Linked DNA regions of Homo sapiens: region 2 is linked to region 1. A link is an interaction called in ENCODE POLR2A ChIA-PET data of the cell type or tissue named here. Cell type or tissue: MCF 10A. All regions are shown on one strand. Links, peaks and the distances in the headings refer to the core of each region. The heading gives the core; the rest is flanking DNA. Region 1 overlaps LINC02815 (long intergenic non-protein coding RNA 2815). Region 2 has its middle 37 kb from the start of LINC02815.

Region 1 (8,500 bases), core at 1,872-6,871:
TCATCACCAGCTGTAATTTTACATTTGCTCTTACTTATTTGCTTATTAAAAAGTATTTATTGCACTCTTGCTACATTTCAGTCACTTTCAGATGCAATGATAACAGGAAAGATGGGATGCATGCTCTCAGGATGTTACATCCTGGTACAGTTGAGACAAGAAACAGGAAACACCACAGACACTATGATGAACAATTGCAGACGGTGCCGGGTGACAGATGAGGCAGTAAATCCAGGCGAGGGGTGAGGGCAGCTTGGCCAAGGTCCATACCACTACTTAGTGCCTGGAAAGCATGCTCCATAAGGACGGGGACTCTGTACCTGGGCTGCTAGGGCACCCGAGGGGCCACAGGCAGGCAATGCACATTCACTGAAGATGTCAGTGGGTATTCCTTTCTCATCCGCCCAGCACCAGACCCTGAGCCCCTCAAGGGAAGAGATTACTTATAATTTATCTCTGTATGTCCTATACCTGACCCATAGCAATATGAGTGTGTCCCCCCAAAAGACCCATTCTCCATCTCATCTTCAGGGAACATAAAGCAGATCAGAGAAGGTAAGCCGCCTTCCTCCTCTCATTCAATGCAAGAAATGATGCACAGCTGCTTTATCTATGGAATGTGACAAATGACCTTGTATTTATTCTACTTGGCTTAGCTCATCAGTGCTTTGCCAACTGTGTATTGTGGCTCATTTATCCATCTGATACACCTTTATTGGATGTGCACAGATGTCAGTGGCACTGTGGATCACCATAACTCCTCAAGTGGGAGCTGCCCCAGCCTCCCTCCAAACCGAGCTCCCCCCTCCCCGCTCCACCCCATCCCGCTCCCTGAAATCTGATCCCTCCCTGGAAGCACACAGGAATCTTTCCTGTCTGGGAGACCACAGTATCCCCAGTCCCTAACACAGTGCCATGCTTACAGCAGGGGCTTAGTCAATGTTTTGCAGATAAATGGGGCCCTGCTGGGGACTCAGGGGTGGGGTGCAAAGATGCATCACATTGGTGGTGCAACAGGATTTGTTTGAAAGGCAGGGATAGGCTGGGCGCGGTGGCTCACGGTTGTAATCTCAGCACTTTGGGAGGCTGAGGCAGGCCGATCTCCTGAGGCCAGGAATTCGAGACCAGCCTGGCACAGTGAAACCTCGTCTCTACTAAAAATACAAAAATTAGCTGGGTGTGGTGGCGGGTGCCTGTAATCCCAGCTACTCGGGAGGCTGAGGCAGGAGAATCGATTGAACCTGCGAGGCAGAGGTTGCAGTGAGCCAAGATCACGCCACTGCACTCTAGCCTAGCCTGGGCAACAGAGCTAGACTCCATCTCAAAACAAAAAAAGCAGGGATTTCTGAGTCTATTTAGACTGGAGCACCAACCACATGCTTTTGGGCAGTCACTTGGAGCCCTTGTCTATCACTATAACAGGATGCTGCTTTCCACGCAGGATCCATGCCCTTTAATCAGAACTGCATATGGGAAAGCTCAGCAAAGCCATATGGCCATATACACAGAAATGACGGTGATAGTATCCCTATGACTGAGAGCATGGCAAGAAGAAACTGGAGGAGTTTCCAGGTTTCTCGGGGATGGGATTCCCACTCATGGTTTAAGGCACAGAATCAACGTTGTCTCTCTAGGAAGCCTCCCCATCTACTGGAGCCCCTGGGGTGCATCACCGAGTCACAGCACCCGCTGCTTCACTGCTGTTATCTGCTGCTTGTCTGACTCCCCCACTACTCCGAGGGGTCACTCAGGACCAGAATGGTGTCTTATTTATTTTGAAACCTCGGCTCATAACAGAAGGCCCTGGCACATAGAAAATGTTGTATAAACTTTTGCTGAACTGAATTCTTATTCCAACCTTCTCTCAGATTTATTAAAGACACAAAAGGCACGTCTGTAGACTGAAGACGTTTTTGGCTTCGCACCCAGCTCTTGGTCTAACTCAGTGTGTGCGGCCAGGATCCGTAATGATGTGTTATGGAGACGAGTAACGTTGTTGGATACTGAGCAGTGCGTTCAGGCCGCATTCCTGTGGGCACGCGCTCAAGTCCATCATCCCTCAGCAGAGGCCGCGTATCACACTGGAACACACACAGCCTCTGCAACCAGACCCCGGGCCAACGTGTGGCACCCAAGTGTGAACAGTGGGGTCCTTCAGTGAGGTACTTAAACTCTCTGTGCCTCAGTTTCTCTTCTGTGAAATAGAATGGTAATAATGCCTGGCATCTGGGGTCATTGGGGGGATTAAATGAGCTAATACATGCAAAGAACTGAGAAAGCATTGACACATGACAAATGCCGTGTGGATGTCAGCTATTGTTCCTACTGAGGCAGGACACACAGTGGCCTGGTGGGAGGGGCGGGGTTTGATGTTGCAGGTATTACTGGAAGCCTTCTCCTTGCCCGACTTCCCCAGATATTTCTTCCACATCCTCACCTTGGTGGCTTTTGTGATAAAAAAAAAAAAAAAAAAAAAAAAAAAGATGGCAGTAGACATAATGCCTCCCAGGATTCTGTATCCCCATCCCCAACCATCCCCAGTCCTTATCTGGGTGGTCAGGACCACGGCTTCTGGGGTGCATCCCTGTCACTCAGCTGGACTCCAACTCCTTGGTCACCAGCACAGAGCCTAGTGCCAGGTCAATACTTAGAATATGGTATGTGGATAGGCTGCTCCTTGTTGCTAGACTGGCTGGGGCTGTAAGTTCTATATAAAAGAGTTCTCCATGAGGAAAAGAGTAAAATGCATAATTGTGGATCTGAATTCATCCAAGGCAATTATGGTGAAGCCACCCCTCTGGCCAGTGACCTGTATGTGCCCGCAGCTGGTTTAAGGGTAGAAATGTGGCCCAGCTCTGTTGGCTGTGACAGGAAAGGGAGAAGTCTCCCAAGAGGCATCTGAGGAAGATCTCTTTGGTCTAAATTTAAAAAGAAAAAAAAATGCTTGGCAGGAAATCATCGCCTTCTTCTACTGAACGTTCTTGTAGAATAAGGGGTCCTGACACTGTGGCATTTACCCTACGACCATGCAGTGGGCCTATGACAAAGATGCAGGATGAAGATGGGGCTCAACAATATGGTGGAGCCTCGAAGCCAACCAGCGCGCAAGCTCTCTCGCCACATGTTCTTGGAGATGGTATTTTCACCTCCTTGGCTGAGCTCTTGGGGGTTGCTTTTTCTGTTATGGGACCAGTTAGGATGCATTTGGCTGATAGTCACCAAAAAACCAACTAGCCGATGATTTAAATCAGGAGATGGCAAGCTTTTTCTGCAAAGGGCTAGAACATAAATATTTGAGGCTTTGTGGGCCACACAGCCTCTGTCACAACAACTCATGCCTGTCCCTGAAGCTCAAAAACACCACTGGTGAAATGTAAGCACAAGGCTAGCTGTGTGCCAATAAAACACAATTCGCAAAACCAGGCTGGTTTTGGCCCACATGGTTTAAGCCATGAAAACATTCATCGTTTACTTAATTAAAATCCCTGGCAAGATCCCAGGCCTGGCTGGGTAACTGTGACGTGGGCACCTCTGCAGTTTCCCATCCTTCCTCCCCAGGCTCCAAGGTGGAATGGACAGGAGGCCGAGAGGGGTCCCGATGTCCTCCTCACTGCCCGGCACACTGGCCTTGCATTTCATGTGCCATCCTCAGTGGCAAGGCGAGGTGCTGTCTCAGCCTCTGTCGTGAGAAATGAGCAAGTGGGGAAATGGGTGGGGACGGCTCCGGGGAGCTGACCAAGAGCGTCAGCCACGTGACTTGTCAAGGAGACCCAGGGAGCAGTGACTGAGAGAGGAGGCCAGCCTGGGAAAGGAGCCAGGTGCGCCAGCCCCCGCCCTGGGGCCAGGACAACAGCTTCCATGCACACACAAGAAGCAGAAAACTTTTTTTTTTTTGAGACAGACTTTTGCTCTAATCACCCAGGCTGGAGTGCAGTGGTGTGATCTTGGCTCACTGCAAGCTCCACCTCCCAGGTTCAAGCGATTCTCGTGCCTCAGCCTCCCGAGTAGCTGGGATTACCAGCAGCTGCCACCATGCCCGGCTAATTTTTTATATTTTTAGTAGAGACAGGGTTTCGCCATGTTGGGCAGGCTGGTCTTGAACTCCTGACCTCAGGTGATCTGCCTGCCTTGACCTGCCAAAGTGCTGGGATTACAGATGTGAGCCACTGTGCCCAGCCAAACTTATTTTTAAATATTAAATTTCAATTAAATTAATATGAATTTTACAACTTAACAAAATCGCAGAGACAAAAGGAACACTCAGGAAGTAATTTGAAGTACACTGTCAGAAAGGTGTCTTATGATCTGATTGTGAAATAGTTCATCCTTCACAAACTGCATTCACATGCCTTTTAACTGTGTCCTCTTGAGAAGTTTGTGAGGAGGTTTCAGTCCCCAGGTTGCAGGTGAAACTGGCAGAGTTGGGGGTTTAAACTCGGACCCTCTCAACTTCAAGCTCAGGTGTCTCTTCTGCTCAGCACTGTTAGATTGCACAGTGCAGCCCACAGGTGGCTGAGCCTGTGGCATCAGGTGCCAGGTCCGGGGGAGAGGTTCAGGAGGGATTGGAGAGAGCCACAGGGCTGTCCTGAGAAGATCATCTTCCTGCTCTGCTCAGTGGCCTCTGGTCAGAACCAGGAGGAGAGGTGGAGACTTCCTGGGGACCCAGAGCTCACAAGGCAGCCAGGCCCAACAGTCAAAATGGATGAGCTGTCACCCCAGATGTGCTCAGGCGCAGAAGGAACAGCCCTTGGAAGGGGCTTTGGCCCAGGTTCAGTGTCAAGGGCTAAGTTCCTAAGGCCCCTTTCACCCCAGAAATTTCAGGCAAAGGCGAGTCAGGGAGGCTGAGTGGTCCAAGGAGCTGCCCAGGTGGCTGGCAGGACCTGTGAGTCAGAAGGGTGGGGGCTTGGAGGAAGGGCATGGGTGGAATGAGCAGGAGAAGGTCACGTGGTCAGGGAAGCTGTGCCAGCCGCTCCTCAAGGCTGAGAGACCTGGGGCAGTCAGGAGAGGTGGGCAGAGACACCACCTACACTCCCACCTTCTGGCTACCTCTATTCTGGGAGAAGGAGGCAGACATCCCACGTCTGCCCTCAGGACGCCCCATGAACGGTAGAACAAGAAAGAGATGCAAAAATGATTCTCACTGGCCCTTGAGCCCCTATGCTCCAGCCCACTCCCACATTGTGGAGTGTACTTTCATTTTCAATACATCTCTGCTTTTGCTGCTTAAAAAAAAAAAATGATTCTCACCACACACTGACGCTCCCACAGCCACACACACACCCGCACTCATACACCCTCGTATACACTCTCAGCCACACGCATATTCACGCTCTCACACTCACACAGTGCTATGGGACTGAGTGTCCACCCAGATTGGTGCATTGAAACTTAATAGCCAATGTGACAGAATGAAGAGATGAGGTCTTTAGGAAGGTGATGAAGTTACCAGGACAGAGCCCTCCTGCGTGGGGTTGGAGGCCTTATAAAAGGGCTGAAGGAAGTGGGTTCATTCCCCAACAAGAGGACACAGCGACCTCCCTTCCAGGGACCGCAGCAACATGGCGCCATCTTGGAATCAGAGACCCCTGACCCTCTCCAGACACCAAAACTCCCAGCCTCCAGAACTGTGAGAAATAAATTTACGTTGTTTATGAATGACTCAGTTTCAGGCATTTTATTACAGCTGCCGGAATGGACTACGACACACAGCCATACGTTCACATTCACACACATACTCACACCCACACACTCACACTCATGAACACACTTACTCATATACAACCACATGTGCCAGCAATTTTGAACATTTTGCAGATGAAAAAACCGAGGCTGAGAGATGAAGAGGAGCCTCTCCAGCCACAAGGTACATAAGTCAGAGCTGCACCCAGATCTGGGCAATTGACACCTGCCTGCTTCTCTCTCCTGCTCTCGGCTCCCAGTCCTGAGCAGTGAGTGAAGTCTAGGAGGAGAAGGGTCAGGGTGGCCACCATGGCCTGCCAACTGCCACCAACAAGCTACTGCACTCACATGGGCCAGAGACACGCTTTCCATTGCTCATTACCTCGCACTCTGGTGGCGCCACGGGGGCACTCTGAGGGGTATAGATGTTGACGTCGACAGCAGTGGAGAAAAGAAGCATGGGGTGGGGGTTCAGGCCATGGGACAAACAGCTTGTGCTGCCTCCAGGGCAGTAGTAATGAGCTGGTCCATGTCCTGTCAATGCGCACCTTCTAGGAACAACTAATGAGGGCTCTTACAAATGACACCCAGCAGATAAAACACTCCCCTGAGTGTGGGCCCAGACTCAGTCTGAGGCCTTATGCTAATGGCCGGCTGCCTCAGTCAGGTGTCCCAGCTGCCTGGCTCCTCTCGAGAGACAGAGTGTGTGTAAGGTGGGTCCTGTTTTTAAACCTACAGCTTCTGTGCCTCTTCTGGGCCAGTCAGACCACTCTGAGAAGAAGAAGGGAAATTGTCCTGATGAGAAAAGTGAAATCTTTCTGAAGTGAGGGCGGAGAACCTGGGGAATCCTAAACAGAAATAGCAGAGGCTTGTTTTCAGATTTGGAAAGAGACGGTCTCTCTGCCTGAGTGGGTTTTCCATTTGAGAGGTCGGTGTCAGCCAGTGTGTGCAGACCAGGCCGCCTCACAGCCATGCGAGTCTAACTGTAGCCCAGAAGGGTCAGGTGAGCCAATTAAGTCCCTACAAACCCACACCCCCTTTCCTTGGGTACTTTGGAAGGCTGCTGAGGAAAATGGAACCCACTCTAGACGGGGAGAAACGGATTGTTTTTAATTCCCACACACTCCAAGCCAAGCCAAACCTCAGAGAAGTATTTAGAGAAAGGATTTATAAAGTTGGGCAAAGTCAGTTACAGGGACTCCAAGCACCCTGATAAAACCTTCCCAGTTAATAGAAATCACACGCCGAGCCTTCCCCGAGACCTAGGCCGCGCCTCAGAGCCACGGGAGCCCCACTGTGCTCGTTCAGGGTCACCACAGAAGAGCCTCCCTGCTTTCTATACATGTGCTTTTATAAACCCCTCAAATTCCCAAGACTTCGTTCCAAGACACGACGCCTCACCTGAAATGACTCTCCTGGGCCTGGCAGCTCAGACCCCAGGGTATCCTCGGCACCTGAGAGAACATTCTGGATGAGCTGGTGAAACCATGTACCTGGCCCTCGCTGTCAGGTGGCCCCTGCTCGTGGCTGAGCCAGCCCTAGACCATCCAGATCCAATAGGCAGACCCCACAGGTAAAGCCCCCAACGCCACACTTTCTCACTTCACCAATTCCGTTCCCACCCCTCAGGCCCTGCTCCATGTGAATCTGACCCATATATCCCTGGAAGGTACAGCAGCACCCCCCAGTCTGCAGTTGAATGAACCATGGTCCAAAGACAGGTGAGTATGGTGCGGTCAGATATGTCGAGAGAAAGAGAAACCACATTCACATAACTTTTGTTACAATATATTGTCATAAATTGTTCTATTTTATTGTTATTGTTAATCTCTTACTGTGCCCAATTTATTAACTCAACTTCGTATTAGGTATGTATGTGCAGAGGAAACAGCAACATAGAGGCCCGTAGGCGTTATCGTTAGGATGTTTGTCCTGCAAACTGCATGTTGAAATTTGATCCCCAATGTTGGAGGTGGAGCCTAATGGGAGGTGCTTGGGTCATGGGGGCGAATCCCTCGGGAATAGATTAATGCCCTCCCCTGAGAGAGTGGGGAGTTCTTGCTCTGTTAGTTCCCTTGAGAGCTGGCTGTTAAAAAGAGCCTGGCACCTCCCCTCTCTCCCTTGCCTCCTCTCTCGGGCATAACTTCTGCACTCACTGGCTCCCTTCACCTTCTACTGAGAGTGGAAGCAGCCCGTGGTCCTTGCCAGATGCTAATGCCCGATCTTGACATTTTCCAGCCATCAGAATCATGAGCCAAAGAAGCCACTTTCCTTTATAAATTGCCAGCCTTCTGTATTCCTTTAGAGCAACAAGAACAGACTCAGACAATAGGGTTCGGTACGATCTGAGGTTCCATGCATCCACTGGGGAGTCTTGTAACATAACCCCTGGGAAGGGGAGCTCTATTATATTAAGCCTTCCTTTGTCACCTCCTCAGACAACTCTTTCCACGGGGACTTTCTCAATTTTTGCCCAATTTCCACATATATGAATTGAAGCCCACGCTGTGCGAGACACTGAGAGGTTATCATGATGGATTGACAGAGCTTCTCTCCTGGAAGAGCAGCTGGGGAGTTCTGCCTGGTCATATCAGGAAATGTCTGGGGCAGGGAGAGGACGGACAGCTATTAAACCTCAGGAGAAGCCAGAAAGGAGATCATGTCTGAGCTGGGGGCTGGAGGGAAGGGTAATGAGAATTCAGACCTGAGCAAAGATGGAGGCATCATTGGAGAGGAGACGGAGCAAATCCTGCAGTCAAAGCAGGAGCCAGGCTGGGAGGAATCCACAGGTGCTCGTGGGAAGGCAGCATCAGTGCTGGGA
Region 2 (8,500 bases), core at 2,165-7,164, 74 kb after region 1:
CCATTCCATTTCCAAAAAGTCTTTAAGGGGATGAAAATAAAAGGTGGGAAAAGATGAGCCCAAACTGGAAAACTGGGATAACAATCTCAACCTTTAACAAAATAGAATTCAAGTTAAAAAGAATCATAGGTTACTGGCAAAAAGAATCATACAGCCAAAAGATATAATCACCTAAATTCAAAACCATATATCCTCAAAATACATGAAGCAAGGGTAAATCAACAGTTGTGGGTGAAGACTTAGCACACCTTTCTCAAACACTAATGGCTTGAGCAGATAAAAATTATAAACAAAGATATAGAGTATGCTTGAACTATGAGTTATATACAGGACTCAATGTCTAACAAAGAGAAGATACACATTCTTTTCAGGCATACATAGGATGTTTCTAAAAACTGACTATGTACCTCAATGATCAATTCTAAAGAATCAATATTATATATATATATATCTCCCATGTATTCTCTGACCACATAACAATAAAATTAGAAATCAATATCAAAAAAGTATCTTTTTGAAATACCATATCCAACTAACCCTTAAATAACATGGGAGTTAGGAACATTGACCCCCCGCTCAGTCAAAAATTCACATACAACTTTTGACTCCCTCCAAAAGCTTTACTAATAGCCTACAGTTGACAGGAACATCACCGATAACACAAATAGTTGATTAACACATACTGTGTATGTTATATGTATTATATACATTATTCTTACAATAAAGAAAGCTAGAGCAAAGCAAATATTATTAAGAAAATTCTAAGAAAGAGAAAATACATTTTCTATTGATTAAGTGGAAGCAGATCATCATCAAAGTCTTCATCCTCATCGTCTTCACATTGAGTAGCTGGGGAGGAGGAGGAAGAGGAAGAGTTGGTCTTGCTGTCTCAGGGGTGGCAGAGGCAGAAGAAACCTCCAGTAGAAGTGGACCCGTGCAATTCAAATCTTTGTTGTTTAAGGGTCAACTATGTCTGGAAACCAATTAACATGCTAACAAATATATTTACATTAAAATAAACTAATAGGAAAATTATAAAATAAATAACAATGAAAACACTGCCAAGCAAAACCTGGGGTGCCAGGCCCAGATGGTTACCTAGGTAATCTCTACCAAAATTTCAAAGAATAAATAATATGCTACATAATCTTACTGACTCTAATAGCGTATTAAGAAAAATTACAACCAATTAGTATTCAGCTCAGGAAGGCAAGAATGGTTCCATGGAAAACATTTGTCAATGTAGTTAACATTGCTAGAATAAGGGAGAACAATTCTATGATTATCTCAATTTCTACAGAAGAGACACTCGGTAAAGTTTAATAACTATGTATTAAGGTGGGGGAAATCTCTTAACAAATTGAAGAAACCAAAGATAGAAAGGGAATGCCTTAACTTAGAAAAGGTTATACATCAGAAAACTTACAGCAAATACTCTGCTAAGGGAGAAGCTTGACCCTCACTCCCTTTAATTGTGAAAGCAAGACCATGCTCTTCCGTCCAGGACTGCCCTTTAACATAGTCCTGAAGGGCTCAGCCAACAGTGCAAGAAATAAAAAGGAAAGAGCAGAAGAGTGGGAGGGGAAAAGATAAAAATATCATAATTTGCAGACTGTAGGATCATCTATAATAAAAAAACAAATGGAGTTTATAAAGATCATTGAAGACCAGAAAAACTTAAAAAAAATCATTTGTAGCATTTCCCTTTACCATCAAAAGTCAATAAGAGAATGATAATAAGATGGTGACTCACAATAGTGACAAAAATTATCTTGTATCCAGGAATTTAATTATGGAATACTTAAGACCTAGGCGGGGTGTGGTGGCTCATGCCTGTAATCCCAGCACTTTGGGAGGCTGAGGTGGGCAGATCATTTGTGGCCAGGATTTCAAAACTATCCTGGCCAACATGGTGAAACCCCATCTCTACTAAAAGTACAAAATTAGCCAGGCATGGTGATGTATGCCTGTAGTCCCAGCTACTCAGGAGGCTGAGGCAGGAGAATCGCTTGAACCTGGGAGGCAGAGGTTGCAGTGAGCTGAGATTGCGCCACTGCATTGCAGCCTGGGTGACAGAGCGAAACTCCATCTCAAAAAAACAAAAACAAAGAAAACTTAAGGCCTGTATGGAGAACAAATTTAAACTCTTTTAAAGGACATTGTTTTAAAGATCTGAATAGAGGAACATTTCACACTCTCAGCTGGGTTAGTGTAATAGTATAAAGATATCTATTCTTCCTCAAACTGATGTATAAATTTAATGCTGCACCAATCAAAATTAATGCCAAACTTCTTGAGGAATTTGATAAGCTCACTCTAAAATGTATATGGAAGAATAATGTCCATATATAGCTATCTATTTTGAAAAAGAAGAGCAGAGAGAGGCTTGACCTACTAGATATTACCACTTTCCCTAAAACCACACTAATTAATAGCATGACAATGGCTCTGCAGCAACAGCCACAGTACTGAGCTCAGACACAGGCCCAGGTGTGATTGGGGCTATGATAAAAGCAGCTCCACAATCACTGAGGGAAGAACAGACTATCTAGGATGGGGTTGGGAAAACTCACTTGCTACGTGGCAAAAAATAAAAGCAGATGTCTAAAGCCATGTATAACAGTGGAATCCAGATGGGATCCCACCCAAATGTGGAAGGCTGGATTACAAGTTTAATAGAAGATGATGTAAGAGAATAACTTTGTGACTTAGGAGTGAAGAGGAACAACTTAAAAAGAATCCCCAAAACAGAATGAAACAGAAATTAAATACTGATTAATAACATTGGAATTTAGCAGTTCTTTTCAACCAAGAACCCCAGGACAGAGTTAATATTTTGTACTTATTTAACAAACATTCATATATACTATGCATCAAGCTTTACTATGTGTTCCTGGGTGCTTTAAAATATCAACCGATTCAATATTCTTAGCAACCCCATGAGGTGGGTACCATAAGGTGCTGAGATGCACAGAGGTTAATCTGCCTAGGGTCCCATAGGTAACAGGCACAGCCAGAATTCAAACTCAGGTCTTTAGAGCCAAGTTCTGAACCACTGACCTACAGGGCCATGCCACAGAGTGGTGACAGATTGGGACAAGATATGTGCTATATCCAAAACAAAGAAGGACACAAATTTAGAATGTACAAAGAACTTCTGTAAATCAACAGCGTAAAACAGAGAAGCCCAATAGAAAAAAAAGGGTGCCAAGTGTATGAACAGGCAATTTACAGGAGAGGAGATACAAAGGACTGCTGACAAGCCTTCAGAAGAGAAATTTAAACTCATTATTATCAGAAAAATAAAAATAAAACAACAAAACATCACATTACACCTACGAGATTGGCAACAAGTCAAAAGCTGGGCATGAGGCTCCAGGAGGCTAATTGCATTGCTGGGGCAGGGATGGAGTGGACGGGTGCAGCCACTCTGGGGAGCAACTTGGTGGTTGTTATTCCATCTGGGTATACTCATACTTCATGACTCAGCAATCCAGCTCATTCATATGTATATTTATGTATGCAGGTATTCAGGAGCTGGATATATATGTAAATCTTCCAGGGAAGTTCTCACAGATGTCCTAGAGGGGAATGAATGTGTGAATGTTCTCATCCCAGTTTGGTCCTGGTACTGGGGAGTTGAGGGGGACCTAGATACCTGTTTCTAGGTGAAGCAACGTATACCATGTGGTGGGTACTCACTGTGGAATCCTATGCAGTGGTGTGAAACCACACACTGGGTGTACACACAAAAACACAGACAGAGAAACATTGTGCTGAGTAAAAAAGGAAACAGAATTACATCTATAGCACATTACTATTTATGTAAATTGAAAAGCACACACACAAAATCACAGTATGTGTTTTATAAAATATATTTATTGTCTTTTTTTTTTTTTTTGAGCTAGGGTCTTGCTCCGTCTCCCAGGCTAAAGTACAATCATGGTTCACTGCAGCCTTGACTTCCTGGGCTAAAGTGATCCTCCCACCTCAACCTCCCCAAGTACTTGGAACTACAGCCACATGCCACCATGCCTGGCTAATTTTTAAAAGATTTTTTTAGAGATAGTATCTTGCTGTGTTGCCCAGGCTGGTCTCAAACTCCTGGCTTCAAGCGATCCTCCCTCCTCAGCTTCTCCAAGTACTGAGATTACAGGTGTGAGCCACCGATCCTGGCCTATAAACTATATCAATATTTGTACTGATGTAAAGTTTATGCATAAACTATATTGTTTTTAAACTAAATGTTTGTTTACAAATGAAAAGATGGATACAGACATAGATCCAACATGAGGAATGGTTGCCCATGAAGGAAAGAAAATGAGAGTGGAAACACCTCTAAAAAGGAATGAATAAATTAAAATTAGAAACCAGGGTGGAATCTTGTGCAGAACAATGATGATTAATGTGCCCTGAGCCAAGAAGTATGATTAACTCAGCCCTCCATGTCATGTCTGAGTCAAAAAAAGTGTCCACAATTATGAAACACAATGATTAGGAAATGATCTTTTTTTTTTTTTTTACACAATGGTGTCATCTATCATAGCGTCTCTTTAAACCACAATGTTTCCTTATCTCTTTAGACTATTTTGTTTTTTAAAAAGTAAGTTTCCAATTAAACTATTAAATAATGCATCTGTCATACAGGGCTACACCCATATGCCTTTAATATATATATAATATATATACATAAATCAGACATGTTTTCTATCTTTGTCCTAAACAGGTACTTTGGTCTAATTTTTAGAGGAATTGGTCTCCAAACAAGTCCCTCAGAACTAGTCATGACAATCTACTGGAGATGGAAAGAGATCTTAGAAATTCAATCCTACCTAGTGAAGAAATTAAGTTCTAGCTGTTTCCTGTGTGACTGCTGCTGCTCTTCCTTTCTCTACACATCAGCTGTGCATGGCCCCCAGGTTGGGCGCCATGCACAGCTATCCTGGGGGTCTGGATGGTGGTGGCCTGTGGCTCTCATTTTTTCACTCCTTCACTCCTTCCACTGCTGCTGTGTGAGGCAGTTACCTGTGTCCATTTAGACTGTCTAGTTTTAACCAGATTCATGCTTACAAAACAGGCATAAAAGATTCCTGCAAAGAAACTGCAGAGGGAAAATAAAGTTAACCAAGAAAGCCAGCTGATCCAGCAGAAAGGAGCAATGGTGGCCTTTTCCCTACTCCTGACACAAGCTCTTCAACAGCCATGATAACAGATAAAACAATGGCAATCGAATCAGACCAGGCGAACATTCAGCCACAAACACTGAAACCATCAAGAAGATGTAAAGACTGGATTTATAGCCACTATCAATCTCTCTTATGTGTGTGTTGTGCCGTGACAGTGGCTAATGATAGCATAAACCATCCAGACATTGACAGGCTAAACGAGAACATGCATAAAAGGACAGACCTTTACAGGTTCTTCAGCAATGGTTAAAGTGAGGAAATGTTTAATTAATCCACCACTTTGAAAGCTCACTGCACTTAACAACAAATTTAAAAACTTCTTTCACATCTTCTCACTTCATAACAGTAGACTAAAAACATCACTTAACATTTGGGAAATGCACAATTTTTTCCCTACTAGGGAATTAGATTTCCTTGCTAGAGAAAAAAAAAATGGCTGAAATAAAATACGAAAAACAACTTAGCAACAGACTAAAATGTAATCCTTTGTTAATAGCTACTATTGAAAGACACATGTTCAAATGTTGGTGAGCATTTGAAGAAGCAAGCATTAGAATACGTTGTGTAGCCAGAGAGGTTTATTATACAAGAGGAAAGTAAGGATGTCCCCAACAGGTCTAGGCTTATAGCATTTGTTAGGTTCTGTATGGATGGTGAAATATAGCTTTTTCGTTCTGCATTTTTAGTAGAGATGGGGTTTCACCATGTTGGCCAGGCTGGTCTTGAACTCCTGACCTCAAGTGATCCACCCGCTTCGGCCTCCCAAAGTGCTGGGATTACAGGCATGAGCCACTGCGCCCGGCCGATGGTGAAATATATCTTTTTTTTTTTTTTTTGAGACGGAGTCTCGCTTTGTTCCTCAGGCTGGAGTGCAGTGGCGCAATCTCGGCTCACTGCAAGCTCTGCCTCCCGGGTTCACGCCATTCTCCTGCCTCAGCCTCCCAAGTAGCTGGGACTACAGGCGTCCGCCACCACGCCCAGCTAATTTTTTGTAGCTTTAGTAGAGACGGGGTTTCACCATTTTAGCCAGGATGGTCTCGATCCCCTGACCTCGTGATCTGCCCGCCTTGGCCTCCCAAAGTGCTGGGATTACAGGCGGGAGCCACCGCGCCCGGCAGAAATATATCTTAAAATCTCCTTTTTTGTGAACCACTAAAAGATGCCCCGGAGAAGATGCACTCAACATTAAATAACAATTTGAATAAAAATAGTGCCTCACAAGAAGACTGCAAGGTGCAGCCACAGAGGGAGTTGCTGCTTTCACTCGAACTTTCTTCTTTAAGTACAAGAAATTATGGGATTAGGTTTACAAATAAACTCCTCCCTTGAAATTCATTTGCAGAAAAGTTACTGTGGCATACAAGTTGACCACAATGCAACAAGTGCTGCCGAATGTCACCAATGTGGTTAGTTTTATTTAAAAAAAAAAAAAAAAAAAAAAAAAAGATCTCGGCCGGGCACTGGGACTCATGCCTGTAATCCCAACACTTTGGGAGGCCGAGGCGGGCGGATCACGAGATCAGGAGATGGAGACCATCTGGCTAACGCGGTGAAACCCCGTCTCTACTAAAAAAAAAAAATACAAAACATTAGCTGGGCGTGGTGGCAGGCGCCTGTGGTCCCAGCTACTCGGGAGGCTGAGGCAGGAGAATGGCATGAACCCGGGAGGCCGAGCTTGCAGTGAGCCGAGAAGGCGCCACTGCACTCCAGCCTGGGAGACAGAGCGAGACTCCGTCTCAAAAAATAAATAAATAAATAAATAAATAAATAAATAATCTCTAAACTTTCATTCCAGATAGTCATGAAATTTTTATAGCACAAGGGTTGCCTCGTGGCCAAATACTTAAAAACCTCATCAAAACCAATCATTTCTATTGTACAAGATGTTCCAAGTTGGCTGATAACGTTTCATGATGACACGTGGCATTCAACAATCTGCTTCCCAGCGGATATTATTAAGACATCTCAATAAATTTTTACAACATTCACAGTCTTCAAGGTAAAGGTAAAGTTTTAACAGGAGTGAGAGAATAAGCCTTTTAGAAAGAAAGGTGTGTACTGGAGAAGGCATTTTTAAAACATGTGTTTAAAAATGTTTCCATCATTATATAACTTCATTCCTAAAAACCGTTAAGTGTGACACCAACAATAACCCTCATTTCTACAGGCTTTAAAAACTTAGTAGCACCAGGAAAATAAAAAGACAACCCAAAGAATGGGAAAAATATCTGTAAATCATTTATTTGATAAGGGACTTGTATCTAGAAAATACTAAGAACTCTTACAACCCAATAATTAAAAAGATGAACAATCCAATTAAATATGGGCAAAGGATTTAAATAGATATTTTTCCACAGAATATATAAATGACCAATAAGGTCATGAAAACATGTTCAACATCATTATTCATTAGGAAATGCAAATCAAAACCACGATGATATAACACACACCTACTAGGATGACTATAATAAAAAAAAACAAGTATTGAAGAAGTGAAAAAACTGGGAGGCTCATACATTGCTAGCAGGAAAGTAAAATGATACAGCCACTTTGAAAAAGTCTGGTGGTTCCTCAAAAGAATAAACATAGAGTTTCCATACAACCCAGCAATTCCACTCATAGGTATATGTACAAAGAAATGAAAACATACAACCATGTAAAAGATTGCACATGAAGGTTTATAGCAGCATTATTCATAATGGCCCAAAGTGGAAACACTCCAAATGCCCATCAGCTGATAATGGATAAATAAAACATAGTATATCCATACAATGAAATATGAATTGGCCCTACAGATGAAGAGAGTACTCACATATGATACAACACAGATGAACCTTGAAAACATTATGCTAATGAAAGAAGCCAGTCACAAAAGACCACATGTTATTCCATTTATATGAAATATCTGGAATAGGTAAGTCCATAGAGACAGAAAGTGCATTAGTGGTTGTTTAGGGGAGCTGGGGACAGGGGGAATGTGAGACGTAAATGCTAAGGGTGAGGGTTTCTTTCTGGGGTGATGAAATGTTTTAAAACTGATTATAGTGATGGTCACAAAACTCAGTAAATATACTAAAAGCCACTGAATTGTACATTTTAAATGGGTGAATTGTATCATTTGTGAACTATATCTCGAAAAGCTTCTACCAAAAAAATCCTTAAAAACAGAACTTTCCAACCTGTTTTTAAAATTTCCAAACAATGTATACATAAAGACAATTCAATTAATTTGTAAGAACTTCACTGATGAATGCAAAGAAGGTAGAGACTTAGTTACTGAGTCTCACCAAAGATCCTAGCACCATTAGTAGATA

The links. Peaks named below come from ENCODE experiments on the same cell type or tissue, not always from the same donor. Only the 100,000 strongest peaks of a DNase experiment are listed, where the experiment ranks them.
Region 2: POLR2A ChIA-PET joins it to region 1 with 14 read pairs; 2 of 35 experiments call an interaction of 5 or more read pairs at or near these places.

The regions. Positions count from the first base shown.
Region 1 is chr1:229,114,343-229,122,842 of GRCh38, forward strand. It overlaps LINC02815 (long intergenic non-protein coding RNA 2815), which reads right to left. Exons shown (of 5, transcript NR_186727.1): 2 at 8,384-8,500. Among named protein-coding and RNA genes, the nearest start is that of LINC02815, 36 kb to the right of the region's middle. RefSeq lists enhancers at 1,564-2,065, 2,066-2,565. In MCF 10A, for the core only: no CTCF peak of the experiment used is centred there; DNase peaks (open chromatin) are centred at 3,479, 3,769 and 4,909.
Region 2 is chr1:229,187,764-229,196,263 of GRCh38, forward strand. No RefSeq gene overlaps it. Among named protein-coding and RNA genes, the nearest start is that of LINC02815, 37 kb to the left of the region's middle. In MCF 10A, for the core only: no CTCF peak of the experiment used is centred there; DNase peaks (open chromatin) are centred at 3,448 and 4,448.